Regions from separate parts of the Mus musculus genome. Here regions 1, 2, 3, 4, 5 and 7 are each linked to region 6. The links are chromatin loops, found by intact Hi-C in ENCODE. Cell type or tissue: left cerebral cortex. All regions are shown on one strand.

The links. Hi-C counts contacts between places; a loop is a spot of excess contacts. Peaks named below come from ENCODE experiments on the same cell type or tissue, not always from the same donor. Only the 100,000 strongest peaks of a DNase experiment are listed, where the experiment ranks them.
Region 1: it touches region 6 in a loop (5-fold over the local background); 8 of 42 quality-filtered maps call a loop at or near these places.
Region 2: it touches region 6 in a loop (2.6-fold over the local background); 13 of 42 quality-filtered maps call a loop at or near these places.
Region 3: a loop joins it to region 6, with 4 times the contacts of the local background. A loop is called at or near these places in 8 of 42 quality-filtered maps.
Region 4: it touches region 6 in a loop (3-fold over the local background); 7 of 42 quality-filtered maps call a loop at or near these places.
Region 5: it touches region 6 in a loop (4-fold over the local background); 9 of 42 quality-filtered maps call a loop at or near these places.
Region 7: a loop joins it to region 6, with 2.6 times the contacts of the local background. A loop is called at or near these places in 2 of 42 quality-filtered maps.

The regions. Positions count from the first base shown.
Region 1 is chr10:38,847,535-38,851,534 of GRCm38, reverse strand. No RefSeq gene overlaps it. Among named protein-coding and RNA genes, the nearest start is that of Rfpl4b, 28 kb to the right of the region's middle. In left cerebral cortex, a CTCF peak has its summit at 2,212 (motif pointing right); DNase peaks (open chromatin) are centred at 2,217 and 3,197.
Region 2 is chr10:37,777,974-37,781,973 of GRCm38, reverse strand. No RefSeq gene overlaps it. Among named protein-coding and RNA genes, the nearest start is that of Gm46220, 280 kb to the left of the region's middle. In left cerebral cortex, no CTCF peak of the experiment used is centred here; DNase peaks (open chromatin) are centred at 2,342 and 3,689.
Region 3 is chr10:38,266,917-38,270,916 of GRCm38, reverse strand. No RefSeq gene overlaps it. Among named protein-coding and RNA genes, the nearest start is that of Gm40624, 86 kb to the left of the region's middle. In left cerebral cortex, a CTCF peak has its summit at 1,582 (motif pointing right); no DNase peak of the experiment used is centred here.
Region 4 is chr10:37,355,749-37,359,748 of GRCm38, reverse strand. No RefSeq gene overlaps it. Among named protein-coding and RNA genes, the nearest start is that of Gm31202, 6.6 kb to the left of the region's middle. In left cerebral cortex, a CTCF peak has its summit at 1,854; DNase peaks (open chromatin) are centred at 648 and 1,853.
Region 5 is chr10:37,012,541-37,016,540 of GRCm38, reverse strand. No RefSeq gene overlaps it. Among named protein-coding and RNA genes, the nearest start is that of Hdac2, 40 kb to the right of the region's middle. In left cerebral cortex, a CTCF peak has its summit at 2,098 (motif pointing left); a DNase peak (open chromatin) is centred at 2,067.
Region 6 is chr10:37,134,721-37,138,720 of GRCm38, reverse strand. Marcks (myristoylated alanine rich protein kinase C substrate) reads left to right here. Exons shown (of 2, transcript NM_008538.2): 1 at 1-287; 2 at 1,786-4,000. The coding sequence starts at 186. The coding sequence ends at 2,613. Among named protein-coding and RNA genes, the nearest start is that of Marcks, 2.2 kb to the left of the region's middle. In left cerebral cortex, a CTCF peak has its summit at 1,605 (motif pointing left); DNase peaks (open chromatin) are centred at 823, 1,583, 2,115, 2,528 and 1 more place; H3K4me3 peaks cover 4,000 bases; H3K27ac peaks cover 2,921 bases.
Region 7 is chr10:37,690,605-37,694,604 of GRCm38, reverse strand. No RefSeq gene overlaps it. Among named protein-coding and RNA genes, the nearest start is that of Gm31330, 260 kb to the right of the region's middle. In left cerebral cortex, no CTCF peak of the experiment used is centred here; a DNase peak (open chromatin) is centred at 2,463.

The DNA.
Region 1 (4,000 bases), 1.7 Mb before region 6:
AATGTATGAGATGCAGAGATAAATTCCCCATCTTCCATGTAACCACTGTGGTAACTAGGGAGGCATCTACATGCTAGAACCATCAATCCTTCACACATGCTATTTCTTACATCTCTATAATTTCTTGACTCCCAGTTTACATCTGGAGAGAATTAGTCTGAAAGGTTAAATACATTGCCCTGGGTCCACATAGTTAGAAAGAGATTCCTGGAAACCAGACTCTCATCTCCAATACTGAACTTGTAGTTTTAATTTACTTCTAACTTAAATTTAATAAAACCTCTAATTTTACTACTAAATTTATAATAATAAGTCAACAGAGCAAATATCTGACATTGACCTAATCAAGGAATTGAATGTTAGAATGTGTCTGATGGTTGCCAAGTAGCTTCAGTGGAAAACCACATTATGGTATAGGTCTGACTTCAGCCTTGCCACCACTGAATGGCATTCAGTACACAATTTTACCACCATTTTCTCAAACCCTCCTAGTCTTAGTGAAAATAATACCAGACCTATATACCCCATATAAGCTTGGATTTGCAATCTTTCTAAGGGAGGTTAAGGATTTTAGTTATCCTCCATGTGTTAATTCAGTGTTTTAACTGTGTTAAGAGATTCTCATTTGACAAGTTAGCAAAAGACAGCTATATTTTTGGAATGCATTCTTGTTACTCATGAAATTGTGTCTTTAAAGAGTCCCCTCAATCTTCAGAGGAGAAGACTAAGGATAAGACCAAGAGTGAGCAGAGGAACACCTACCTCTTTTTGAGGACCTTTTTATTCTCTCCTCTTTTCCCCTTGCCATCCAAGACACCCGTTTCTTCCTCTTTCCCTCAACCTGTGCCCTCTTTTCCCCATGCCCATCAAGACTCTGGTGTCGTCTTCTTCTTCTTCTTCTTCTTCTTCTTCTTCTTCTTCTTCTTCTTCTTCTTCTTCTTCTTCTTCTTCTCGAACTCAGAAATCCACCTGCCTCTGCCTCCTGAGTGCTGGGATTAAAGGCGTGCGCCACCACGCCTGGCTGACATTCAAACTCTTAATGCATAGAGCTTCTCTAGCCTTGGCTGGCAGGCAATAGCTCAGCATTATTATGTACCTGTGCCTGTGTACACAAGACATGGCTTGCAAACAGCTATATTATCTTGAAGACCACCAGAGACTCCGGTTGTAGCCTCCCCCAGCCTCCAAGCAGGCTGAGCCAGAACTTGACCTTGCTGCCACTAAGGAGATTACCTAGGGTGGAGCCTTCCTCCCTAGATCACTCTATTGTTCAGCCACTGCTACCTGCTGAGAGGCCTCTGAGCTATTCCGGAGACTGCACCCTATCCTGCAGCGTTGTTGTCACCTGCAGCTGGTTCCAGGCTCCAAGAATGAATTGGCAGGAATGCCCCCCCCCCAACTCCGTTTATAAGTGCATTTGCCATTGAACATTTGAGCTTTGATCAGGAATCTTGACTTAGCTCCATTGCCTAGTTCCCTTGTCTTTTCAGCTCCCGCTTGCCTCCCAGGTGAAACCTGGTTCATGTGAGCCCCGTGTCGGCTTCCAACATCGGGTAGTTCTGGTGATTTGGTGAGTTGGATGTACTATGCATCCCATCAAAATTTCTTGCTTTGTTTATCTGTACTGTTTCCAAGCTCAGCTAAAACGCTTCCTGTGATGGTTCAGTATCATGCATCTCTCCTCTTCTGTGGCATCATTGTTGCAGAAGACTGGCTGGAAGTTAGGTACTAACATTAAAGAAGGAGAGACTGGGCCAAATGTAAGGCTTGACTTTAAATAATTGATGTCTGACCGTAGCAGAAGAGAGTCATGCAAACATTCTTTTATAAATAAAACAAGCCTACATGAATATTCCTCTTTCTTGTACAATACATAATTCAGACATCTTAATTAGAATTGTATGCTTTGGGATTTGATTAAAAAGGAAAACAACCTCCAGAATGTTTGTCTGTTCTCAGCGATGCCAAGAATGTAATCACCAGTTTTACAAACTGATTTCCACACAGCAAGGAAACTTCTTGTCTAATTTAATTGTTCAAATCTGAATCCTATGGATCTGAATGCATCCACGGTAATCTTTAATTTGTTTCTTTCTTTTTTTTTTTTTAAAAATAGCACTTGTAAAAGCTCTCAAGGAAAATCATTGCTGTCCTCACCCAGAGGACCAAGCCTCACAAAGAAAGTCGGAAGCCGCAGTTCTAAAGGTGCACAGTAGATGGCGCCCTGCCACACAGATTCCCAGGTGACTCCGTCGGGAGAGGCAACTGACACCCAGGGAGAAGAGGTTAGAAGTCTTAGAAATCACTTTTAACTGAAGCAGTAAACTGTTGTTTTCTAATTGCCTCTGACACCAAAGACCATTAAGCTTATTTAATCTAATCCTGAAAAACAATTACATTTTAAAACTCCCTTTTAATGCCCGGCATGATCTCCTAGTCACCTCATACACTGCCCTCTTCACACTTCACACAAGTTTATTAATTTAATTAAAACCGTATCTCTCTGGTTAATCTATGAGTAAGCATTCTGGACATTCCACAACAAAGTTCTCTCTATATTAAGACTTTATAGTTTGCATTTTTAGCATTGGGGGGTGAAAAAATCTTGAAATGAATGTATAGGTGGGGATATATATACACACACACACATAGCTATTTTTACATACTAGTTACCCTAAAATTTGATAATTACTTAGTCACCTTAACATAGTTAAAATTTTGTCCCCCAGAAGATATAGGGACTTGAGATAATTTTGCAAAAGATTATTAAAACTGTTATTATGTCCATTCAGTAATGATAAAGCAATGAAGTCCTTTCTAATACAATGTTCATTACTAAATATTTGTCAAGGAAGTCTGACTCAGTGAAGCAGCAGATACTTATAAAACGTCTTTAAACTAATAATAGTTATGAGGGGAAAGGAGAGATGTTGCGTGAGAACTGTGCTCTACTGGACACACAGGCACCCTCACACCTTCCCTCCTGTCTGGAGCTGCGTCCTCAGACTGGAGGAGCTGCTCTTACTTCTGTTTGCAGTGTGTGTGGCCCGCCATCCTTTTCACTTGCCACATAACATTTATTTTCCCACTTGTTTTTGTCCATTTAGGTTTTAGATCTCTGTCCAATTTCTGGGGCTCCTGGAAGTCTCACATTGGCTTTTCCTGGCTTTATTCACTATGCTGGCATCTGAGCCTGGCCTAGTTAGGTCAACCCACTGAGTATTATCAGAATTGCTTGAGTTCACTAGAGCTTTCGGAAGGAAGAGTGGTGTGGTTGGCTGCAGAGAGCTTTCTTCTCAAGGCCTGGCGCACAGACTTCACAATACGTTTACTTCCTCCTTTCCTTTAGATGTTGCTGTTTTCTGTCTAAGCCCCTCCCTTCCTTCTTTCACATTGCTTTTTAATGGGCCATCTCAGTCCTTGACTCCCAGATATTAGTTTTGTTTATCTGCTAATCACCTCTAAGTCCATGGCTATTCCAAATCCCTCTCCTGACCTTTGGGACTATGGTTGCTACAGAAGTACTTAGCTCACTGACACCTCTGTAAAATCAAATTTTATTCTTGAGACTCTGAACCTATCTCAGAAATCCCATAGTCATCCTTATAGATATTTAAAATAGATTATTATTATTATTATTATTATTATTTCTTTGTTTTTGAAGCAGGGTCTCTCTATGTAGTCCTGGCTTTCTTGGGGCTTACTCTGTAGATCAGGGTAGCCTTGAACTCATGGAGATTCTCCATTCTCTGTGTCTTGAGGGCTGAGACTAAAGGTTTGTGTTACCACCCCGAGCTTATTTTATTATTTTATATTTATAAGTGTTAGGCCGATGAGTTCATATTTGTACTATGGAGGGCATTAGTCTTACTGGACAGTTGCGTGCTGCCACATGGGTGCTGAGAATTGAACCCTGGTCCTCTGCAAGACCAGCAAGTGAACCCATCCTCCAGCCCACATTCACTTTTGATCCATTTTTCTTCCTCTAAATGATGGCAAG
Region 2 (4,000 bases), 640 kb before region 6:
TATTAATTTATTTACTTATTCACTTTACATCCTAATTGCAGCCCCATCACTCTTCCTGGTACCCCAGACACATACACAGCCCCTCTCCCTACCTCCTTTGAGAAGGAGGAGGGCCCTCCATAGTTATTCTCCCCTACCCTAGGATATCAAGTCAGTGCAGGACTAGGAATATACTCCCTCACTGAGACCAGACAAGGTGGCCCAGTTAGGGAAATAGGATCCACAGGTAGACAGCCACAGCTACTCCAGTTGTTGGGACCCAAATGAAGATGCACATCTCCTCTATATATGCAAGGATCCTAAATGTAGTTCATGTTTGCTCTTTGGTTGGTGGTTCAGTGTCTGGGAGGCCCCAATGGTCCATGTTAGTTAATTCTGTAGGTTCATAGTGGAGTCTTTATCCCTGTTGCGTCTCTCAAGCCTTCCCACAACTCTTCCACAAGACTCCCTGAACTTTGCCTAAGGTTTGGCTGTGGGTCTCTGCATCTGTTTCCATCTCCTGACAGATGGAACTCTCAGAGTACATTTATATTTGGCTCCTGCCTGCAGACATAGCAGAGTATCATTAACAGTGTCAGGGTTTGGTTCTTGTTAATGGGATGGGTCTCAGGTTGGGTCAATCATTGATTGGCCATTCCCTCAGTCTCTATTCCATCTTTCTCTCACACATATTGTAGGCAGGATGCATTTTTAAGGTCCTGAACAGACAGGACCTCTGCATTCCATGTGACTATGGAAATTCTAGGGACATAATTATAAGTTCAGTAACTTGATGACAGCCTGAAAATTACCCTAAAATGTAATCTCCACAAAATGCTTTCATTTATAAATACACTAACATATCTAGACATGTACATACACAAATACACATGCACATATACAGATATCCACGTATACAACTATATTCTCATCCTTATGTATCCAGCATTCACAATCATGTACATAAAAGCACACAAACAAACACACAATCGCAGATGTACATATAAAAGTACATGTCCATACGTATTCAGCTCTATTTATGCATGTATACACATATGCAAAATTGCACAACTCAGAACTTAATTCTATTTTGTTTATGATTAGACAAAATAGTTAAAGAAGAATGAGATTGAAGTGATGTAGTAAATTTTAATGTAGCTATTTTTCTCTAACTTTGCCTTTTATAACAATGAAAACAATTTATATGTTTACTTTTAATAAGTCAATAGATAGCTCAGGGAGAATTTTGGTACTATACTCTTCTCTCTTTATTATTAAAAGTCTTTTAAAATAAAAATAATCTTAGTATTTGTTAACAAGACATCATACAATTCAAACATTCACAGACATACACACATTCAAACACACACAGACACATAAAGATGTGCACACTTAGATTATTAATTAGTGTATTTTTGATAAAAGAAGATAAATATTAAGAAAATGTTAAAAAGAAATTTTAGGCTAATGTCAACCTGAGAAAAGTAAAATTAGAAACTATATTTCTTAGTATTTTAACCAATTGGCATTTGGATTTTATGTTTCATTAAGAGCACATACACTCTTAAAGTAGTTTACTTTATCATGTGAACTTCCAAGGCAGTAACACCACCATTAAAAGATGTTTCAAAGAATTAAACAGATATAGCAGCCTTATAAAACAAATAAATGTGCATCGTGGAATTAAAGAAAAAGAATGCTCCATTATCATTAAATTTTAACCAGTCAAATTTTAAACAATCAAGTGTGCAAATGCACATATAAAGACAATTCCACTCCAGATTGGTGAGAGCATTACTAAATCATGGTAAAAGCATTTCCTGATAGGATGTGCCAGGTTCCCCTGGGAAATTAGAGTCCTATTACACATAGCCAAGTGCACATTACTAACTGTTCAGAGGAGGTGCCGGGGTTATAAACATCTCATATGGCCTGTACTCCATTAGATAAGGATATTAAACCCTCTGATCAATAAGACACCATGAAGCTATTATGGTCATTGGCAGTTAAAACAGACCCAAGCATGAGTGTGAGTCCACAAAGAACAGTGTGTTTTTCCTATCTTTGGGTATCAGAAGTAGCTGCATTCTAAATCATGCTGTTTGAGTTTTGTCCTCTGCCAAGAAGATGCAAAGCTTCATTTGCATACTCTGCCTGGTACCTGCAACATGAGAGCTTGAAGTAGGGATGTCAGATGGGCGTGATTTATGTCATGTTAAGGGAGCCTAGTAATTTCAGATCTTGTAATGGGGTTTTCATTCTTCTAGCTACATAATGCATGCAAACATTATCCTGATGCCTTTTTTAAAAACTTGTCAAAATGCATGGGGAGAAGCAAATGTATTGTATGTCTCCCTCCTGCAGACTGCAGCCAGGAGAGTGGCTCACAGAGATTTCAACTGTGCATAATTTTAAGTGTTCTGCAGCTAAGCAGCTATTGAACTGCCTACAGAGTGTCTGGAAAAGGCTGTGGTGAAGAATCATCACAACACTGCTGCCTAATGTATTGTACACATATGCATGCACATGGCATGATATCTGCATTACCCTCCCCCCTTGTTCTGACAACTCTAGCCACTTACCCAAGTTCCACTTACTCTCTTCTCTTCTCAGATCTCTGGTCCTCCACAGAGCAGCAAAGACACAGGGCTCAGATTTCTCTGTGTGTATGGTGCTTAAATTCTCATCTGGCCATAACAGTGGCATTTTGATTAAGTACAATTATAAATCTGCCAGAACACTCCTGAACTTTTTATAGCGAACCATCCAGAAGGGAGGATGCTCCAGGAATATCAACTCATTGCTGCAAGTGAACACATGGAAATCATTTTAGAAGCAGTTAGGTGAGGACACTGCCATAGGACTTGAAGACAATAGCATTCTCTAGTACCCCAAATGTTGTATAAGGGTCAGAGATGCTCAGCCTCCTGCTATATTTCCCCATATCACCATACAATAATGTCTTGTTCAAGCCAGGCTCTGAGAAACCTATAACTACTTTGAGGATATAGAGCTCTCTGATATAAAATATATTAAATAAACTCATGAGTTGAATATTGTCAAAGACATAATAAACGGAGATGGTAAAAGGTGTGAGGATAATGACAAAACTGTCTGATTTTATCGAGAAAAATTATAGAAAATAGAATTTGAGAAATATACCGAGAAAGTAAAACTTCTATAACTCACTCAGAAATGGAGGTAGCCATGCGATAACGTGTGCTGATGCCCACTGACCAAAAGTTACAAGAAAACCTCCAAAGACAGTAAGAAGACACAGAGACACTAGTGGACAAATAACAGAATTACAGATTTTTGAGGGCTTTGTCACATAAAAGAAGGTGAAATTTTGGTGTCAAGATATTTGGTCCCACTGTGTACTCCGAGATCATGTTATTTGCTAGCAAAACCTGTTTCTAGTGTGGTGTGTTCAGCCCCAGTACACACCTTTAGTGCAAGAACTTTATGCTTAAATACTGTAAACAGGATTAAGTAAAGTCAAGCAGCAGAGCAGTCAACCAGTTGACCAGAAGCGAACATAGAAAGAACCCATAGAGATTGAGAGAGTCTGAAAGACAGATAGAAGGAGGGGGCAGACATTGAGTTTAAAGAGTATTTTGAGATGGTATGGAGAAGTAGCTTTCTTTGGGGACATCAGATGGCTGTGGAGGAAGGTGATCTGGTTGCTTTCTCTGCCTCTCTGAGCTAGCAGGCTTTCACATGTACAGAGTGGGTGGCTATTGTGGGGGCTGCTAGAATAGAAGTCACTCACTGTCTTCCTTTTGAACCCTGCTGCATACAAGTCTCCAGGATATACCTTGTCCATGTGCCTTGGGGTTATCAGAAGAGCACTGATTTCATTAGCACCAAAACTAATTTCCCTAAAAGGCCTTCAATAAGTGTATCACCTTTGAAATTGTTGATAAATTTTGTACTGTGTAGCTAGATGAATGGTCATTGCTTGAACACTGATTCGAATCTCATCCCATTGAATCTGCTTTATGGGGTCTTGGAAAACTTT
Region 3 (4,000 bases), 1.1 Mb before region 6:
CAATAACAAAATAAATAACAGAAAGCCAACATTCACATGGAAACTGAACAACACTCTTCTCAATGATACCTTGGTCAAGGAAGGAATAAAGAAAGAAATTAAAGACTTTTTAGAGTTTAATGAAAATGAAGCCACAACGTACCCAAACCTTTGGGACACAATGAAAGCATTTCTAAGAGGGAAACTCATAGCTATGAGTGCCTTCAAGAAAAAACGGGAGAGAGCACATACTAGCAGCTTGACAACACATCTAAAAGCTCTAGAAAAAAAGGAAGCAAATTCACCCAAGAGGAGTAGACGGCAGGAAATAATCAAACTCAGGGGTGAAATCAACCAAGTGGAAACAAGAAGAACTATTCAAAGAATTAACCAAACGAGGAGTTGGTTCTTTGAGAAAATCAACAAGATAGATAAACCCTTAGCTAGACTCACTAAAGGGCACAGGGACAAAATCCTAATTAACAAAATCAGAAATGAAAAGGGAGACATAACAACAGATCCTGAAGAAATCCAAAACACCATCAGATCCTTCTACAAAAGGCTATACTCAACAAAACTGGAAAACCTGGACGAAATGGACAAATTTCTGGACAGATACCAGGTACCAAAGTTGAATCAGGATCAAGTTGACCTTCTAAACAGTCCCATATCCCCTAAAGAAATAGAAGCAGTTATTAATAGTCTCCCAGCCAAAAAAAGCCCAGGACCAGACGGGTTTAGTGCAGAGTTCTATCAGACCTTCAAAGAAGATCTAACTCCAGTTCTGCACAAACTTTTTCACAAGATAGAAGTAGAAGGTATTCTACCCAACTCATTTTATGAAGCCACTATTACTCTGATACCTAAACCACAGAAAGATCCAACAAAGATAGAGAACTTCAGACCAATTTCTCTTATGAACATCGATGCAAAAATTCTTAATAAAATTCTCGCTAACCGAATCCAAGAACACATTAAAGCAATCATCCATCCTGACCAAGTAGGTTTTATTCCAGGGATGCAGGGATGGTTTAATATACGAAAATCCATCAATGTAATCCATTATATAAACAAACTTAACGACAAAAACCACATGATCATCTCGTTAGATGCAGAAAAAGCATTTGACAAGATCCAACACCCATTCATGATAAAAGTTCTGGAAAGATCAGGAATTCAAGGCCAATACCTAAACATGATAAAAGCAATCTACAGCAAACCAGTAGCCAACATCAAAGTAAATGGAGAGAAGCTGGAAGCAATCCCACTAAAATCAGGGACTAGACAAGGCTGCCCACTTTCTCCCTACCTTTTCAACATAGTACTTGAAGTATTAGCCAGAGCAATTCGATAATGCTCATTTCTTAAATGTGTTGCAAAATACAAACATTTCTCTTGGTCTTCTTCTTCTTCTTCTTCTTCTTCTTCTTCTTCTTCTTCTTCTTCTTCTTCTTCTTCTTCTTCTTCTTCTTCTTCTTCTTCTTCTTCATCTTTTCCTTGATTTAGTTTTCTAGATTGGTCTGTTTCTCCTTTTATGTCAAGCACACTGTATACCCATACTTGCTAGATAATAGTAGTGTGCCTCTGGCTCCCTGCAGGTGGTGCTACAGTCTTGCAAGAATAAGGATAGATCCACTAACATGTTTCCATTATGGTTTGCCCAGATACTGATTTGAGATTACCTCAGAAAATGAAAAACAAAAACAAACAACAACAACAAACACAAAAACCAAAAAACAAAAACAAAAACCAAAAAAACCAACAGTCGAAAATAAACCTGATTACATCTAAGTAATAAGGAACAAAACAAGAAAAGTTACTGAATAAACTTGAAAATATAGACATGCACAACCGACTTTTAATATTACATTCAATACCCTTTCACTCTTATTTCATCTTTCCTAAAACCCTTGGCAAACCTGACTGACACAGTGAACAAAAGAGTGTCACATGAGGCATGAACGAGCTTTCTTAGCTGAACCTCTGGAGTTATATTAGTAACATGAAGACACAAGTCTGTGTTGTAAGACAATCCAATACACAGGCCCTGTAAGAAAATGTTGTTTAACAGATAATAGAACTAATTCATTTGAGAATTTAAATGTTAAATCCAATATGTTCATAGCAGCATTATTTATAATAGCCAGAAAAGCTGGAAAGAACCCAGATGTCCCTCAACAGAGGAATGGATACAGAAAATGTAGTACATTTACACAATGGAGTACTACTCAGCTATTAAAAACAATGAGTTTATGAAACTCTTAGGCAAATGGATGGATCTGGAGAATATCATCCTGAGTGAGGTAACCCAATCACAAAAGAACACACATGATAAGCACTCACTGATGAGTGGATATTAGCACAGAAACTTAGAATATCCAAGATACAATTTGCAAAACACATGAAACTCAAGAAGAAGGAAGACCAAAGTGTGGATAATTCATTCCTCCTTAGAATAGGGAACAAAATACCCATGGAAGGAGTTACAGAGACAAAGTTCGGAGTTGAGACAGAAGGAAGGACCATCCAGAGACTGCCCCACCAGGAATCCATCCCATATACAACCACTAAACCCAGACACTATTGCATATGCCAGCAAGATTTTTTTTTCTAGTTGTGACCAACAGCACGGCTTCTGAATGCAACCTTGCCAATCCATGAAGAGCTATTTCCTTGCTGTGGAGGACTGGTGTGTGTGTTTTAAGGTGTTTAACAATATCTCCAGTCTCTATACAAAAGCAATTGGCCAATGTCAGTGTCTGGAGACCAAGTTCAATAAGTTAGGCACAAGAATAAAAGTAAGTCCTGCATAAGGACTTACTTTACTTACATATTCTTGGAAGTTAAAAAAAAATTAAGTGCTGTAGAATTAAGAACAAAGAAAAATTTCTAGAGTACCCTTGTAGATGCACAACATTACCTGTAATTTACAAAGGAAAGCCTTTTGAGTGCTCCTGCTTATAGTTTGACATGAGAGATACTATTGGGCAATTATGTAAAGACTTGTTTGCTTTTTCTATCCACTCTATCCAGTTTGTGAAAAGAAAACAAAATCCAGATATTTTAAAATGTCTCTTGGAGGACAAAACTGCCTCTCTAATTTGGAATTAGTGATCTGTAGTAGGTGAGTTTTTATATACAGATTAGAAAGTATTTTGAGGTGTTTTCTGCTTACAAAAAAGTATTCTTTGTTTTCTAAGAAATTAATGTTCCAGAAGACCTAGAGATTCTCTGCCTTTGTTAACATGAGCATGCCAATACAATCTTATTTCTAGAACATGCCCAGGAACGATGTTTAAAGGAATGATATTTCTCTGGGGGAATAAAAGCATCCTATTACCTATGGTTCTTTGAAGTTTTACCAGACATTCAAATGGTTAGCGGTGCTCCCATAAAATAAAAGTATCTAATTCTACATTAATATGTTCTGTTTTATTACAAGACTACTATAGCAACACACTCTTCAAACAGATATTGATGACCATTGCAGAGCTCTTTTGAGGTGAGTCTTGAATGGCTTGGGAACCTCCCACTCTGGAGGAGAAGACTAGCCAGTCAGAGTAGCAGAAAAACACACCATCCTTGAAGTTTAGATACTTAACAGAACTAGTACTATGAAAAAATGAAATTGCATCAGATGCCCAAAGAGTTCTAGTCTTCAGCTCTGCCACATAATTGTCCAGAAATGGTGGCTTGGGGGTAGTGAAGTACTGTCCTTAAAATTATACAGCGAGTGAGACTCTAGTATTCTGCTTTTGTTTTTTACTTTAATTTTTTTTTAACTTCAACAGCATTAGCATTTTCAGATTCCACAAATGGGTGATATAATGTAGATCATGGGGACTCATATATATTTCTATGCCTGGCTTATTGCACTTCACAAGGTGTCTTCCACACACTATCACTCTCCACAGTGTATACATATACTGAAACATCATAGATACCCACGTAGATGTACAAATGCCTGTGACTCATAAAAGAAAATAATTTTAAGAATCTTTCTGCATTGTTTAAGAGCCAC
Region 4 (4,000 bases), 220 kb before region 6:
CATGTTTGATGCATTTCAGTGTTTATTGTTTTGGAAATACTGGTTGATCTACAACAAGGTATTACATATTTAGATAACCTAACACATCATTCACTGACAGTGGGACATGGGGTGAAAAACAACAGTCACACAGCTGAAAACAGAGCTAGACACTTCTCTAAAAGGAAGGCGGTCTTCTGACACATGATAGAGATTGGTTCTAGCTCACCAGGAGACATGGGGATTGGGACAGAAGGCAGCTGTGGGAAGAAGAAAATCTTTCTAGCAGCTGAAGACTTGAGGGGGATGTTGCTGCAATCTCTGCCATTAAAGAAGAGAGTGAATGATCTATCTTTCCAGGCTATGCTATTGTTTTCCTTGTAGGTTCCCCTAAATTGCCTTGTGTTGCTTTTCCTAAACTGTTGATGATTTTTCTCACTCCCTTCCTTCAAAGGGGAAGTACCTGGCTTATGTAGCATGCTCAAGGCTGACCTGGTGCCCTAGTTGCTTGTTTTGCTGTAATAAAAAACCAAGACCAACTCATGGAAGAAAAGATTTGTTTGGCTTAAGTGTTCTGATCATAGTCTATGGCTGAGGGAAGTTGGGGCAGGAACTGAAACAGAAGCTGAGGAGGAACCCTGTTTGCTGGCTTACTCTAGATGGCTTGCTCAGCTTGTTATTTATACAATCTATGACCACTTGCCCAGGGGTGGCACTGCCCACAGTGGGTTAGGTCCTCACAGACCAATCATTAATCATGAAAATGCCCCCTACAGACTCCTATAGGCCAATCTGGTGAATGCATTTTCTTAAATGAGGCTTCTTCTTCCCAAGTAAGCCTATCTTATATGAAGTTGACCAAAACCAAACCAAAACAAAACGGAACAAAATCAAATAAACAAACAAAACCTACCTAGCACACCTAAGCTACAAAGTGAGACACTGTTCCTAAAATAAACAAACAAAACTCACATGTTAATCTACTCTACCTGAGTAAATATACTCTCTGTCTCAGGCCTGAGCTACAGCCTTGGTAATAAGCCCTGAGCCATTCTTTAGCCTGCTGTGACTCCCTTTCCTGTGCACAAAACAGCAACAGTGCAGGAGGTTCTAAGATTTACCTTCCTGAACTAACTCAACAAAAAGGGGATGCTGAGTTCAGCACATGGTGTTCAGTATAAAGGTCTGCAAATGCGATCACTTTGGGGCTGTGGTTTTCATCAGACAAGCCGAGGTAACATTTTAATGTGATCATGTGCACATACCAGGGCCTGATTTTCCTAAATTGCTCTCCCTAAATGGAATTCCTTTACCAAAGCACAGACCCATTCCCCCGCCCCCCCAAGGGGCATACTAGTGTCGTTCTCCAATGAAACTCAATTCTGCACACATTAACTCCGAGGCAAGGCTCTAGTAAATCCACTTAAACCCTTCCATTTACTTATTGTGAAATTATTTGATTCCATATTTTCTATTTTAAAAGATCAGAATATGTGTAGCAGTGGGAGATAACTCCTTAGGCTTTTGACTTGTACATTCTCTCTTTCAGAGAGTGACTCGTTCATTTTGGTTAGATGCACGTTTATCATGATGCCGTTGGCTGAGTAAGACATAATGTTGATCATTTTGCTGATAATGTAAGGCTTAGAGAAGGCTAACACTTGTGCACATCTGCCTTCTCCAGCTCTTCCAACACTGTTAAAGAATGTCTTTTTAGTTGGATTTTTGAGATGTGTATTTAAAAAAAAAATCTGAGTAAACTTAATTTTTGGAATCTTTACAATGCTGACAGTGAGCATTTCCCTGCACACAGCCTTTAGTAGAGCAGCCAAGGTTGTCATGGTGAAATGGATCAGCGCTGTTTGCCAGGCAGCCCATGGAACTGCAGACAGGCTGTTGGTACAGAGCTAGCTACACAGGCCACCAGTTCATTATCTATAGCTGAATCTAGGTCACTGGGATTTGTTGATGCTGCAGCTGATCCTGAGGTACTTCTGTCTCCTTCAGTGTTCAAAAATGGCCCATGCACACTGGGTATCCCTTGTGGCTGCAAACACTGCAGGCTTAGATCCTCTCCTTCTGCACGATAAGTGTTAGTCTTTGCATTTAATTAAAAACTCTCAACCGTTTAAGCTGGAAAACATCACAGGTTTGCCTACCTCCGTGTGTGCCTCTGTGTGTGTGTATGTGTGTGTCTGTATGTGCATTCATGTACGCAAAACTTGACATGGAGATATCACACTGGAGCCTGCATTTCTCTTATTAAAATGCACATTCCAGAGGCATGAGCTCAATATTACAATCACATTCCTCTGTGAATGTAAACATTAGCCAGCAGCAAAGCTTGGCAGCTCTTAAAAATGAAGAGTGCTCAGGCTTTCCTCCATCCACAGCATGTGCCGTTTTCTCCCTAGGTACATAGTTTCACTGTGTTTGTGGTGGTGTATCTCAAATGGTAGGATTGTGGTGGTCTGGGCACGTGGTCAAAGACCAGAGCAGAAAGGCTTCAATATCTTTTCCCATTCACTGGTGCTGCTGACTGTGCTCTCCCATGATTGTCCTGCTATGTAGATCAGGCTGACCTCAAATGAACAGAAATCTTGACTGTGCCACTCAATGGGATTAAAGTCACGAACCACCATCCTTGGCTACCATGGATTTTCAAATAAAGCAGTGGAAATGACCTTTTTTTTTTTTTTTTCTGTTTTGTTTTAAAGCAATGTCAGGAATGGAGGTACATGCCTATAATCCCAGCATTCTAGCAGCTACGGCAGGAGGATTGTATGTTCAAGATTAGACTACACTGTCTGGTAAGAACCTATAGTGGTGTGTATTGCAGGAAACATTAAAAGAGAACAAGTTTTCGCACTAAGTCCGGCTACTCTCTACCCCGCCAACCCCACTGCCTCCATGGCTAGCCCCATGCAGCAATTGATTGCAGTCTTCCTAGCTCCAGTTCGCTTGCCTCAGTGGCTTGTTCCTAAAACCACAAACCCCTATGGTCTGTGGTACCATATTCCAGTAACACAGTAAAACAAAAGTCTTGAAGCTTATAATTAACCAGTAAGATTTATATATCAATAAATTCTCAATTCACAAGATGGCCACACAATAATTTCTGTGCCAATTGATACTGATACAAGCTGCCCACCTAGATTAGTCAAGTTACCCCAATTATTTTATCCCAATATAGTAGCATATCTACCCATGGCTATTCAAAGCCATGATGGTTCTGCATCATCCTGTCCATAGATCTTGCTTCCTGTCTCTCCCTCCATCCCATCTCTCAACTCTTAGCTATACCTCCCTTTTCCCTGTCCAATCACAGGCCTCCTGCTGCACTAAAATTTTAATGTAATTGGAGAGGGAAAATCCTGCCACAGGTTTGACTCAGAAAAGTCCCCATAGGCTCATGTATTTGAATGTTTGGTTCCCAGTCAGTGGAACTGTTTGGGAAGCATTAGGAGTTATGGCCTTGTTGGAAGAAGTGTGTCACTGGAGGTGGACTCTGGGGCTTCAAAAGCCCACTTCATGTCTCTCTCTCTCTCTCTCTCTCTCTCTCTCTCTCTCTCTCTCTCTCTCTCTTTCTCTCCATCTTGTGAATCAGATGCAAGTGCTCTGCTACTGCTCCAGCACATGCCTGCCTGCCTCCCTACCATGATGAACATAGTCTAACCCTCTGAGATTGTAAGCAAACTCTCAATTAAATGCTTTCTTTGATAAGTTGCCTTAGTCATGTTGTCTCTTCATAGCAATTGTAACCTAAAGACAGAGTCTATCAATCAATCAATCAATAATAAACAAAGGAGTGAATAGATAAGGCCATGAACTATATTTTGAAATAAAATCTTCCTAGACATTGTTATTTTTATGATCCTTTTCTTCCCATTTGGGTTGGGTTTCCCATGTGAAGTAAGTTACTTGATATTGAGCAATCTGTTTTTATTTAGATTGTACCATTTGAGTTAATATTTCCAGCTTCTCAGGTGAAAGAATGTATATACTCAGATCCTAGCAAGTC
Region 5 (4,000 bases), 120 kb after region 6:
GCAAAAGCATTTCATCTTTAAATCCAACTGTGACAAACCAGATTGGCTCTCTGGACTAATGAGGACTTAAAGTCCAGAAAGGAATCTGGTTTGTCAGGCTCTGTATAAGGCAGGGAGTGGTGGGAACACATTCCTAGTTATCAGCTAAAGGGCATGCCTTGGACACTTCACCCCCAGTGCAACAATGTTAGGCGGTAGGTGCTAAACTAGGACGAGGGGAAGACAGATGTAAGAACTTTGTCCCCTTAAGTGGTTTTACAGAGTTATTTTAATTATAAATGTCTGTGTGGGTCTTGAATGAGTCTGTGCACATGTGTTTACAGGTGCATGCAGAGTTCAGGAGAGAGCATCAACTCCCAGGGCTGGAGTTACAGGTGGTTATAAGCTACCTGAAATCCAGCCTATTGTATATCATGTTTATTACATTATATTATATTGTATTATATTATATTATCTGTTTGTTTATTTTGAGGTGGAGTCTCTGTACATATCTCTGGCTGATCTGGAACTGGCTTTGTAAAGCAGGCTAGCCTTGCCTTGAACTCAGAGAGATCCACAGGTGTCTGCCTCCCAGGTGCTAGGACTCAAGGCATGTGCCTGCCACCACACCCAGCTCTAGCCTTTTAAATAAGAAAAAGACTTCTGAAATACACGTGAGGTGGGTGCTCCTGACCTTTACCCAGGGTGGGTTGCTTGAGTAGTTGGTATGACATGACTTTCTCACACAGCCTGTAGCATTAAGTGTAAGTTAAAAAAAAAAAAAAAATCGAGCTGGTGCAGGAGGCTGAGGCAGAAGGATTGTGAGTGTGAGGTTGGGCTTCTCATTTTTTTCAAATCGGTGGTTGGTTTTGCTGGCTCCTGGTGGCTTCCTCTCTGGAAGAAAGAGGCCTTTGTCAAGTAGAAGCGCGGTTTGTGTGTTTGCTTATTGTTTTGGGTCAGGGGCTTACTGTGTCCTAGGCTGTCCTGGAACTTGATTTTTCTGTCCACCCTCCTGAGCGCCGAGTAGCACAGGAGGCATCTCACCCAGCTTGGTTTTGATGACATTCACTGCCTCTCCGCACCTGCACTGAGCAGGCAGGCTCAGTGAACAGCTAGTGTTTGAGCTCTGAGTTTTGAGTGCCACATGGCTGAGAAGTGACCCTTGAAATATTGAATTCTGAAGAGAGAAAAAGGTGACGTGTTAGATAATACACAACTGATGCTAGAAACTTATCAATAAACCCAACACATCACAACTTAAAAATATAGACTTAGGTTACAGTCATAGTTTGTTCGCCTTGTTCCTAAACACAAAGCACTGGACACAAGGCAGAACAGCCTTGTTATCTGCTAATAACTTTGTATGTGTGTGTGTGTGTGTGGGGGGGGGGGTTCTTTGTTATTTAAAAAAAAAATATAACATCATATAAGTCATACACCCATTTTCAATATTTAGAATAAAATACTCTTAAATTACTATGAACAAATAGACTATCATCAAGACTGCGCCCTCATTTATTCAGTCCAGACTATGGAGCTCCGGAGCCTAAACCAGGCCTTGTGCTTGGTTGGTGGCAGGCACCCTCCCACCCCTCACTCATAACTCTATTCAAAGATTCAGAAACAGCAGCCGTGGGACAGTGTTCCAGTTCCCTTAAATCTCAATTTCACCATATTACTTGAGTTCCTGGAAGACAGCTCTCCACTCTCCATTATGTATATTAACATGTTCTACATCTGGCCAAAATAAAAATTCCTTCAACTCTAATATGCGGTTCTACTCTACTTCCAACTACAAAATTCTCAAATAGCGATTTGCTATCAGACACAGTGCTTTATGGATATAAACTTGGAAATTAGTGTAAAAATTATCTCATTTACAGAAAAACCTCCATCAGTAACCCAAATTAAACTATACATTCAAAAGAATCTTGGGTTGGGGATTCAGTTGCGTGGTTGGGCACTTTCCTTGCAAGGTCTGGGTTATATCCTCAGATCTAGAAAAGAAAGAAGCTCCTTAGCACTGTGCTTCTGTGTGTTTAAACAACTGACTACTGGAAAACATACACTCTTCAACCCTTGTTCTATAGGGAGACACTGCCATCTTGCGGCAGCATAGTAGACAAGCAACAGAGCAGCTTAGAAGGCTGTGAATTTCCCACTCTAACATTTACATTACTATGACCATAAACAGTAATCATTTTCCTTGACCCACTTGACCATCTTTTCCTTAAGATTATAATTAGTCAAATACGAGGAAATTAGTATTTCTATAAGCTTGCCAAAATTTATTCATTTCCTCCAGGAAACGAAGCCTTGGAAGACTGCTTCTGTATGTACCATTATCTGTTGATATGAAATCAGAAAGCATCAAATTCAACAAAAGCTTGAAATCATCCCATCTGATATTGATAAAAACACCTGAAGTGGACGACATTTTTCTCACACCATTCCACAACCCTTTGCCTTCTTACCTTGTTAGCTGCATTACATAGCCATTTACTTGAATATCACAATGAACCCAACAGGAAACATCTCGTTCTCATTTTAAATAACAATCAGAATGACATTTTCTGTACGGATACCATGCAGTTTTTATTACAATTGCTCTGTAGTACAACTTGAGGTTAGGCATGGTGATTCCACCAGAGGTTCTTTTTTTTTTTAAGATTTATTTATTTTTATATGTAGGTACACTGTAGCTGTCTTCAGACACACCAGAAGAGGGAGTCAGATTTCATTACGGATGGTTGTGAGCTAACATGTGATTGCTGGGATTTGAACTCAGGACCTTTGGAAGAGCAGTCGGGTACTCTTACCTGCTGAGCCATCTCACCAGCCCCTACCAGAGGTTCTTTTATTGTTGAGAAGAGTTTTTGCTATCCAAGGTTTTCTGTTAATCCAGATGAATTTGCAAATTGCCCTTTCTAACTCTGTGAAGAATAGAGTTGCAATTTTGATGGAGATTGCATTGAATCTGTAGATTGCTTTCAGCAAGACAGCCTTTTTAAAAATATTAATCCTACCAATCCATGAGCATGGGAGATCTTTCCATCTTCTGAGATCTTCTTTGATTTCTTTCTTCAAAGACTTGAAGTTCTTATCATACAGATCTTTCACTTCCTTAGTTAGAGTCACACCAAGGTATTTTATATTATTTGTGACTATTGAGAAGGGTGTTGTTTCCCTAATTTCTTTCTCGGCCTGTTTATGCTTTGTGTAGAGAAAGGCCATTGACTTGTTTGAGTTAATTTTATATCCAGCTACTGCACTGAAGCTGTTTATCAGATTTAGGAGTTACCTGGTGGAATTTTTAGGGATATATATATATATATATATATATATATATATATATATATATTAGGGTCACTTATATCATATCATCTGCATATAGTGATATTTTGACTTCTTCCTTTCCAATTTGTATCTAATTGCTCTGGCTAGGATTTCAAGAACTATCTTGAGTAGATAGGGAGAAAGTGGGCAGCCTGTCTAGTCCCTGACTTTATTGGGATTGCTTCAAGTTTCTCTCCATTTAATTTGATGTTGGCTACTGGTTTGCTGTATATTGCTTTTATTTTGTTTAGGTATTGATCTTGAATTCCTGATCGTTCCAAGACATGAATAGATGTTGAATTTTGTCAAATACTTTCTCAGCATCTAACAAGATGATCATGTGTTTTTTGACTTTGAGTTTGTTTATATAGTGGATTATGTTGATGGATTTCTCTTTATTAAACCATCCCTGCATCCTGGGATGAAGCATACTTGATCATGATGGATGATGTTTTTGATGAGTTCTTGGATTTGGTTTGCAAGAATTTTAATGAGTATTTTTGTTTTGCTATTCATAAGGGAAATTGGTCTGAAGTTCCCTTTCTTTGTTGTATGTTTATGTGGTTTAGGTATCAGAGTAATTATGGTTTCATAAAATGAATTGGGTAGAGTACCTTCTGTTTCTATTTTGTGGAATAGTTTGAGGAGGATTGGAATTAGGTCTATTTGAATTAGGTCTGCACTA
Region 6 (4,000 bases):
AAATTTTTTATCCGGAGTATTTAATCGGGTCTCTTCTGTCCTCCTCGCCACCCCCACCCCCTCCCTCCGGTGTGTGTGCCGCCGCCGCTGTTGCTGCTGCTGCTGCTCGCCCCGTCGTTACACCAACCGAAGGCTCTTTGTTTCCTCTCTTGGATCTGTTGAGTTTCTTTGTTGAAGAAGCCAGCATGGGTGCCCAGTTCTCCAAGACCGCAGCGAAGGGAGAAGCCACCGCCGAGAGGCCCGGGGAGGCGGCTGTGGCCTCGTCGCCTTCCAAAGCAAATGGGCAGGTAAATTCTACCTGTGGTTCTTGGCATTTCTTGGGTGTCTTTCTCTAATCTGGACGCCTCGTCTTCCCTCTGGTCGCGCCCGAGATGCATTCGAGGGAGGGGAGCCTAGCCAGATTCTAGTCTGAAAGTTGAATGGGTAATGATAGCCTAAATTGTCAATTTTTCATAGGAAGGGTACCCTCCACCCCCACCCCAAAGGAGTGGTTCCTAAGGATCCTGGCCAATTCTTGAGTAGACCGGAGGAAGAGTGATAAATCGTCTAAAATGGCGTGGTTTGGAGATTGGCTGAACGTGACTAGTTAGATGCACCCCCCCCCCAACGCCCCTCCAGGTTGCATTTGTATTTGGGGCCACAGTGGTGTTTGGGTGGCTCACGTATTTATTGTCGAGATTGGGTCGTCTTTGAGATTTCTGGTGTGGTTGTGTGTGTGCGCGCGCGTGTGTATGTGTGTGTAGGAAGGGGGGAGCCAACGCGGATGGCGGTGGAGAAAGGCAAGCTGAGAAGGCTTGTCTTATTGTATCCAGAGGCAGTATGCCTCGGGTTCTTGGAAAGGTGGCTGGTTAGAGCCGGACAGGCAGCTTTTCCAAGTGCCTTTGCGATGGCCCTTCCCCTCCCCCTTTGGTAGCTGTGTAATTACACACCCATATGACTTTTCAAATGGTATCCTGGTGTGGTGGGAATTCTCAGTGGGTTTTTGAAGACCCTTTCCTGCCTGCCAAGAAGGGAGCAGTTCTGGTGTTTTGGTCTGGACTGTTCGTGTGAGTGGCACCTTGGCCACCCTCGAGGATTGCCTCAGTGCTGCTGCGACCCAGGCAGAGAGCCATGGTTGGGTGGGCTCAAGAGGTCGGCCATGGGTGGCTGCTTTCCAAACAGCGAGCACCCACCACGCCTCTTTTCCTAGAGCCAAAAAAAAAAAAAAAAAAAAAAAAAAAAAAAAAGGCCTGCTCTAAACCTACCGGGGCAAGACGTGCTCTGTCAAGAGCCTTTAAACCCGTTAAAAATGCAAAAAGGAGCTGCCCGGGCGCACCCCAATTTGCAGAATGATGGGCGAAGGTGGGCGTGGAAGCGGAGGCCAGACTTCAGACATAATGGGTTTTCCCCAGCCCTGCTGGTTGCCGAGCCTCGGAGAGGCCGACCGGGGCAGCCACCTGAGCTTTGTTTGCGGACTCCCGGGCTGCGCGATCCCCAGCTCGGGGGCGCCTCGGCCTGCGGGCAGGGCCCGGCTAGGCAGGGTGGGGTGGCCCCGCCCCTGGGCGCCCTCCCGCCCGCGCCCCGCTGCGCTCCGCGCGGTGGAGGAGCAGCGCCCCCTGCCGGCGCCACCCGGGAACGCGCAGCCCCGGGAGCTCCCGTTGCTCGAGGCGGAGGGAAGGGAACCTGATGCAGGCCTCAGAATGTGGGCGACTTGTGTCCACTCCCCGGCCGCCGGGCACGGAAGCTTGCCCCGCGCGGGTCGGTCGCTCCGAGTGACGCCCCCGTCTTTTTCTTTCTGCCCCGCAGGAGAATGGCCACGTAAAAGTGAACGGGGACGCGTCTCCCGCCGCCGCCGAGCCGGGCGCCAAGGAGGAGCTGCAAGCCAACGGCAGCGCCCCGGCCGCCGACAAGGAGGAGCCCGCGAGCGGCAGTGCCGCGACCCCCGCCGCGGCCGAAAAGGATGAGGCTGCCGCGGCCACCGAGCCGGGCGCCGGCGCGGCCGACAAGGAGGCTGCGGAGGCCGAGCCCGCCGAGCCCAGCTCCCCGGCCGCCGAGGCCGAGGGCGCGTCCGCCTCCTCCACGTCGTCGCCCAAGGCGGAGGACGGGGCCGCGCCGTCGCCCAGCAGCGAGACCCCGAAAAAAAAAAAGAAGCGCTTTTCCTTCAAGAAGTCCTTCAAGCTGAGCGGCTTCTCCTTCAAGAAGAGCAAGAAGGAGTCGGGCGAGGGCGCTGAAGCAGAGGGAGCGACCGCGGAAGGCGCCAAGGACGAGGCTGCAGCCGCAGCGGGCGGCGAGGGGGCCGCGGCCCCCGGGGAGCAGGCAGGCGGGGCGGGCGCCGAGGGCGCGGCGGGCGGAGAGCCCCGGGAGGCCGAGGCGGCGGAGCCCGAGCAGCCGGAGCAGCCGGAGCAGCCCGCGGCGGAGGAGCCGCAGGCGGAGGAGCAGTCGGAGGCGGCGGGGGAGAAGGCGGAGGAGCCCGCGCCCGGCGCCACCGCGGGCGATGCGTCCTCCGCCGCAGGGCCTGAGCAGGAGGCGCCCGCTGCCACCGACGAGGCCGCGGCGTCCGCAGCCCCCGCCGCGTCGCCGGAGCCGCAGCCCGAGTGCAGTCCGGAGGCGCCCCCCGCGCCAACGGCCGAGTAAGCTCCAGAGCCCTCACGCAATTCAAGAACTTTTCCCCCCAGTTTGTTTGTTGGAGTGGTGCCAGGTACTGGTTTTGGAGAACTTGTCTACAACCAGGGATTGATTTTAAAGATTTTTTTTTAAATTTCACATTTTTTTTAAGCAGCAAATTTTTTGTTTTTTGTTTTTTTTAAGCCCCCTTCCCCACAGATCCCATCTCAGATAGTTGTTTCCACCATTCCGACAGGCCGAGGACGTGTTAGACAGCTTCCTCTGCCTTCTTTCTTTACTTTTACTTTTTTTTTTTTTTTTTGGCATCAGTATTAATGTTTTTTGCATACTTTGCATCTTTATTAAAAAAGTGTAAACTTTCTTTGTCAGATCTATAGACATACCCATATATGAAGGAGATGGGTGGGTCAAAAGGAATAACAAATGAAGTGATAGGGGCCACTATGGGAAATTGAAGCAGTGCATAACATTGCCAAGATAATATGCCACTAAAATGGTGGTGGGTGTAAAGGCTTAGGGTTCTTGTCCTTTCTTTCTTTCTTTCTTTCTTTCTTTCTTTCTTTCTTTCTTTTTTTTTTTAAAGAAAAATTATTACGATGTATTTTGTGAGGCAGGTTTACAACACTACACGTTTTGAATAAGAAGGAAAGAGAAAAAAATAAAAACACCAATACCCAGATTTAAAAAAAAAAAAAAAGATCATAGTCTTAGGAGTTCATGTAAACCATAGGAACTTCCTGCTTATCTCATGTTAGCTGTACCAGTCAGTGATTAAGTAGAACTACAAGTTGTATAGGCTTTATTGTTTATTGCTGGTTTATGACCTTAATAAAGTGTAATTATGTATTACCAGCAGGGTGTTTTTAACTGTGACTATTGTATAAAAACAAATCTTGATATCCTTCAGAAGCACATGAAGTTTGCAAGTCTCCACCCTGCCCATTTTTGTAAAACTGCAGTCATCTTGGACCTTTTAAACACAAAATTTTAAACTCAACCAAGCTGTGATACGTGGAATGGTTACTGTTTATACTGTGGTATGTTTTTTGATTACAGCAGACAATGCTTTCCTTTCCAGTTGTCTTTGAGAATAAAGGAGAAACAGATCTTCAGATGCAATGGTTTTGTGTAGCATCTCGTCTCTCGTGTTTTGTAAATACTGGAGGAGCTTTGACCAATTTGACATAGAGCTGGAATGTAACGTTGCTTACAAGCATTGCTATTCAACTCCTGCTTAAGGTGTTCTAATTTTCTGTGAGCACACTAAAAGCAAAAAAATAAATGTGAATAAAATGTACAAATTTGTTGTGTTTTTTTATGTTCTGAGGCTGACTTCTAGGTCTTAGATTAATTTTTTAGGAAGGCCTTGCATGCCATCAAAAGTACATTTGGCTGT
Region 7 (4,000 bases), 560 kb before region 6:
TATTGCCTCTCCTGCTGTTGTTTGTAACCTTTTTACAGTTGGCATAAGCACGTGCATTAAATTCATTCTGATTAATAGGAGCATCCCACTGTGCAGCTCTCTTTGCAGTGGTGTGCTTTAAGCAGTGTTTGTACTGCCCGGCGTTTGTAATGTGTGTTATTAAATGCTACCTCTTTCCAGCACTTTGAGGCTCTATAATTACCAAAGGAGGCAACTGGATGATGTTTGCAAATTTCCTCAGAAGCTTAGACAGGAACAACGGCTGCTAGATGGCAATAAGAGATTTTGTGCCTGGGGATCCTGCTGAAAGAAATGGTAATTTCAGTTCAACATTTCTAACTTCCAAGGAACTGTGTGAACACAGACCACTGGGTAACCATGACCACGCTCACTGTAAACAGACACAATTCCAATGCTGACAAATGAAACACAATTCTCTCAGAGCATTCGTTCCTGTAATATTGCCTTACATAAAACCTACTGCCTAATGGGTGCTGAGACTTTTCCTCCCTTTGGCAATATGTCCTTTTTATAACTGAAGATAGTCTTCACGTTCACCCAATTTTATAGTACAAACTTGAATAAAAATCAATAGGGCATACTCTTTAAACTATCCTTTTATATACCTTACTCCCTATCTGTTAATATATTTCTTAATGGTCTGGCTTGTGTTTATAAGGTGTGAAGAGTTTATTTTTAAGAAATAATTTTTAATGTGTCATAGTTGAAAAGAATTGTGAGCTTACTATGGTAATTTCATGTATGCTTACAGCTTATTTTTATTCAGATCCATTTAAGTTGAACCTGTTAAAAAGAAGTCTGTCAAGATCTTAGAGGTAAATATGAGACTGATAACCAAGGAGGAAGCCTGGGTGATGTGGATATTACAGTCACAGAAGAGAGGCACAGTACTGCAAGGAAAATACTCAGGTCTGACATCAAAGTCACCAGACTTGGAGAAGATCATTCTTGCAAAGATCTCCAGTTTATTCAATTCTAAGTTCAGGTGCATATGAGTAAATTAGAAGTGATAGCACCTAACTTTGCAGAGACTTGATGTACCTATGGGCTACCTAGGTACATCAAAGGGAGGGAGGATGGAGGAAGGACTGTGGGAAGTGATGACTGGAAGGGGTCAGTGAATGGAATGTGAAGTGAATAAATAGTATCATCATCAACAAGAACAACAACAGCCACACACAAAAAAAAAACAACAATAACAAGATTGAAAGATTAGTACAGGACTTGAATAATCTTGGTATTCTCAGTTCAGAACTGCCTTGAAAAGACACGAAAATAAAACAAGATTACCATATGACCATTGCTGTAAAAATAAGCAAACAAACAAACCATAAAAACATAAAAAAAGATGCAGAGACAGCACAGGACCTCCTAGCTTCAGAACTTCAACTCTGCTGCTGTTTATTCTTCAGTACATTCAACATGTTTTTAAAAGCTGTCTGGAATTACATGTTGGGCCCCTTTTGAAATAGAAGTACAAATTTAAAGCATGATGAGTCAGACCCTTGGGCAGACTTTTATCTTTCTCCACTACAGCACAAATTTCTCTGTGGCTGGCAAGGCAGGTCAGGGGCAGATTTTGGAAAGGAAGATGACTTAAGAAGAAAGGCATCATTCCCTGTCTCAGCATTTCAGGGTAAAATCTGTGTTGAATTCCTCCATCCCACCCCCATAAATATAATGGCCTTCATGACTAGAAAGCACTGCTTCAGGCAAGCTTCATGATAGATGAGTATGTCCTACTGATAATATGACCATGGAATTCAGTTCCTTTTGGTTTGGTTTGGTTTGGTTTGGTTTGGTTTGGTTTGGGTTGGGTTGGTTTGGTTTGGATTGGGTTGGGTTGGGTTGGTTTTTTCTAGGTCAGTAACTCTCTCTTTACTCTGAACCTACATGACAACAAAAGTAACCAACCAGTTCCTTTTCCTGTCTTGGCCCAGACAAGTTGAGAGCCATACCATTGCTAACTCCTAGGTGAATGAACACAAGGAATTTTTAAATATTGTTTTCATAAATATGGATCTGGAGTATAGCTGTACTATTGCAGTACCCTTTCCAAGGCTTCAAAGAGTTGGACAAACTGTGATTGCAATGAAATAATAATCCCCACTATATTTTAGAAACAAATCCAGAAAGGGGGTAGCTTCCAACTAGTGCTGACTGCTAAGGCCTTTATTATTCCTAGAGGTGAAGTCTAAACTCCTTCAAACAATATTATTTTCCTTTCTGATCTATGTCCATCTATATCAGCAGCCTGGTGGCTCTGGACCTCAATAAGCAAATTTGAAATAGAAGATTTTCTTCTGTTCTTCAGTTCCTCCCTTAACTCTGTCTTAAAGTGCATCTTGAATCTGAATGAGCTCTAGACAAACCTCACATACAAGAAGCAGGAGAATTCAAACCAATGCATTTATTATGCCTGGGAGTCACAGCTGAGGAGCAGAGTTGCCAAGCACAGCAGGGTTTGCACAAACTGCTCGTGCTTTTCATAAGCATTGATTGCAGCCAAGGTACTGTTTGTGAGTTGAATTTCAATCCAATTGCCAAATGACCAATGTTAACTTTGCATCAGTTTGAGAGTTTATTAAGCTGATTTTATAAGCTCATTTGCTTCTGCAAATAGCTAACACAACGGTGGAGCATTGTTTCTAACTCACTGTTAGTGAGGGGACAATGGCCTTGCCTCCCTGAATCCTGAGTAGCTGGACTATGATCACATAGCCAGAACCAAAGTAACATAAGTCAATCCTTCTAAATATCGGGGAGTGTAAAAATGCAATTCTGTCTACAAGGAGGATTATGTCCTTACATCTTTATCTTTCACAGATATAATCACTAAATTAACCACTAGTGTTAAAGACCTTTGGGAAAATCACGAGTTTCCCCTGTGATGATATAATGCTATAATGTAGCATGGTTGAAAATAGAGTCCAGGGCCCAGAAACACTGAAGCACAAAGACAATATAATGTTAAGCACACTAACAGCATTTCCACCTAATTCAGTACTCTCTCCAAGGAACACATTACTATAAGATCAGGATAAAAGTTTTATAAAAGCCATTTCATGTCAGTCATAGAGATGGCATTCTCTCAAACCAGAAACCATCAATATCTATCTCTATATATATTATAATGGAAAAGGAAAAGATTAAGATTTACAAAAAAAAATAAAAAAGCATAGAGAATGTTTTCAGTGAAAATTTTCCTTTGATGTTTGGGTCTGATTCGGGTAGGAACCTTTGCCATGCAATCTTACTATCCTCTTTGTCAGGCTAAGAGGGTAGGGGGAGTTGACCAAGGCAATGAGTCCTGGCTCTAGGAAGTAGGAGCTCCTCCCAGAAAATGTTTGCAGGTATCCAGATGGCCAAGCTTGTGAAATATGGGCAGCCTGCAAAAGAACTTCCCCATGTAGCAACGAATATATGACTTAGAAAACAGAAGAAACATCCATATGTCAACCCCAAATCTCAGATGTGTGACCACAGATGTATTTGACTAGCATGTAGTGTCACAGAAGCTAAGGCCAAGGGAAAAGGAAGTTCTGTTAGTCACTTATCAATAAAGTAATAACAGTTCTAATGGATTGCACATCTCCTGTTTTATTGATAGAGTGCTGATTTCCAGTATATAGCTGATGGTTCAGTAACTGGGTTTGGTCATATGAATCCACGCAAAGGTGGAAGGAGGGAACTGACTCCACAAAGTTGTCCTCTGACCTCTACACACTCACTGTGTCATTAATGTACCTACATTCACATTTATGCAACACACACACACGCACACACAGAGGGGAGGTTTAAAAATTTAAAAACGTTCATAATGTTAATATTTAATTGTATAATTTGTTGTAATGATACTTGTAAGGACACCTATACTTAAAAATCTCATTCTAGGATCCACCTAGAAAATATCATCTAACATAAAGATTCATTTTCCAGGATTAGTTTAGTCAAAGGAATCCTAGTATCTAACCTCATG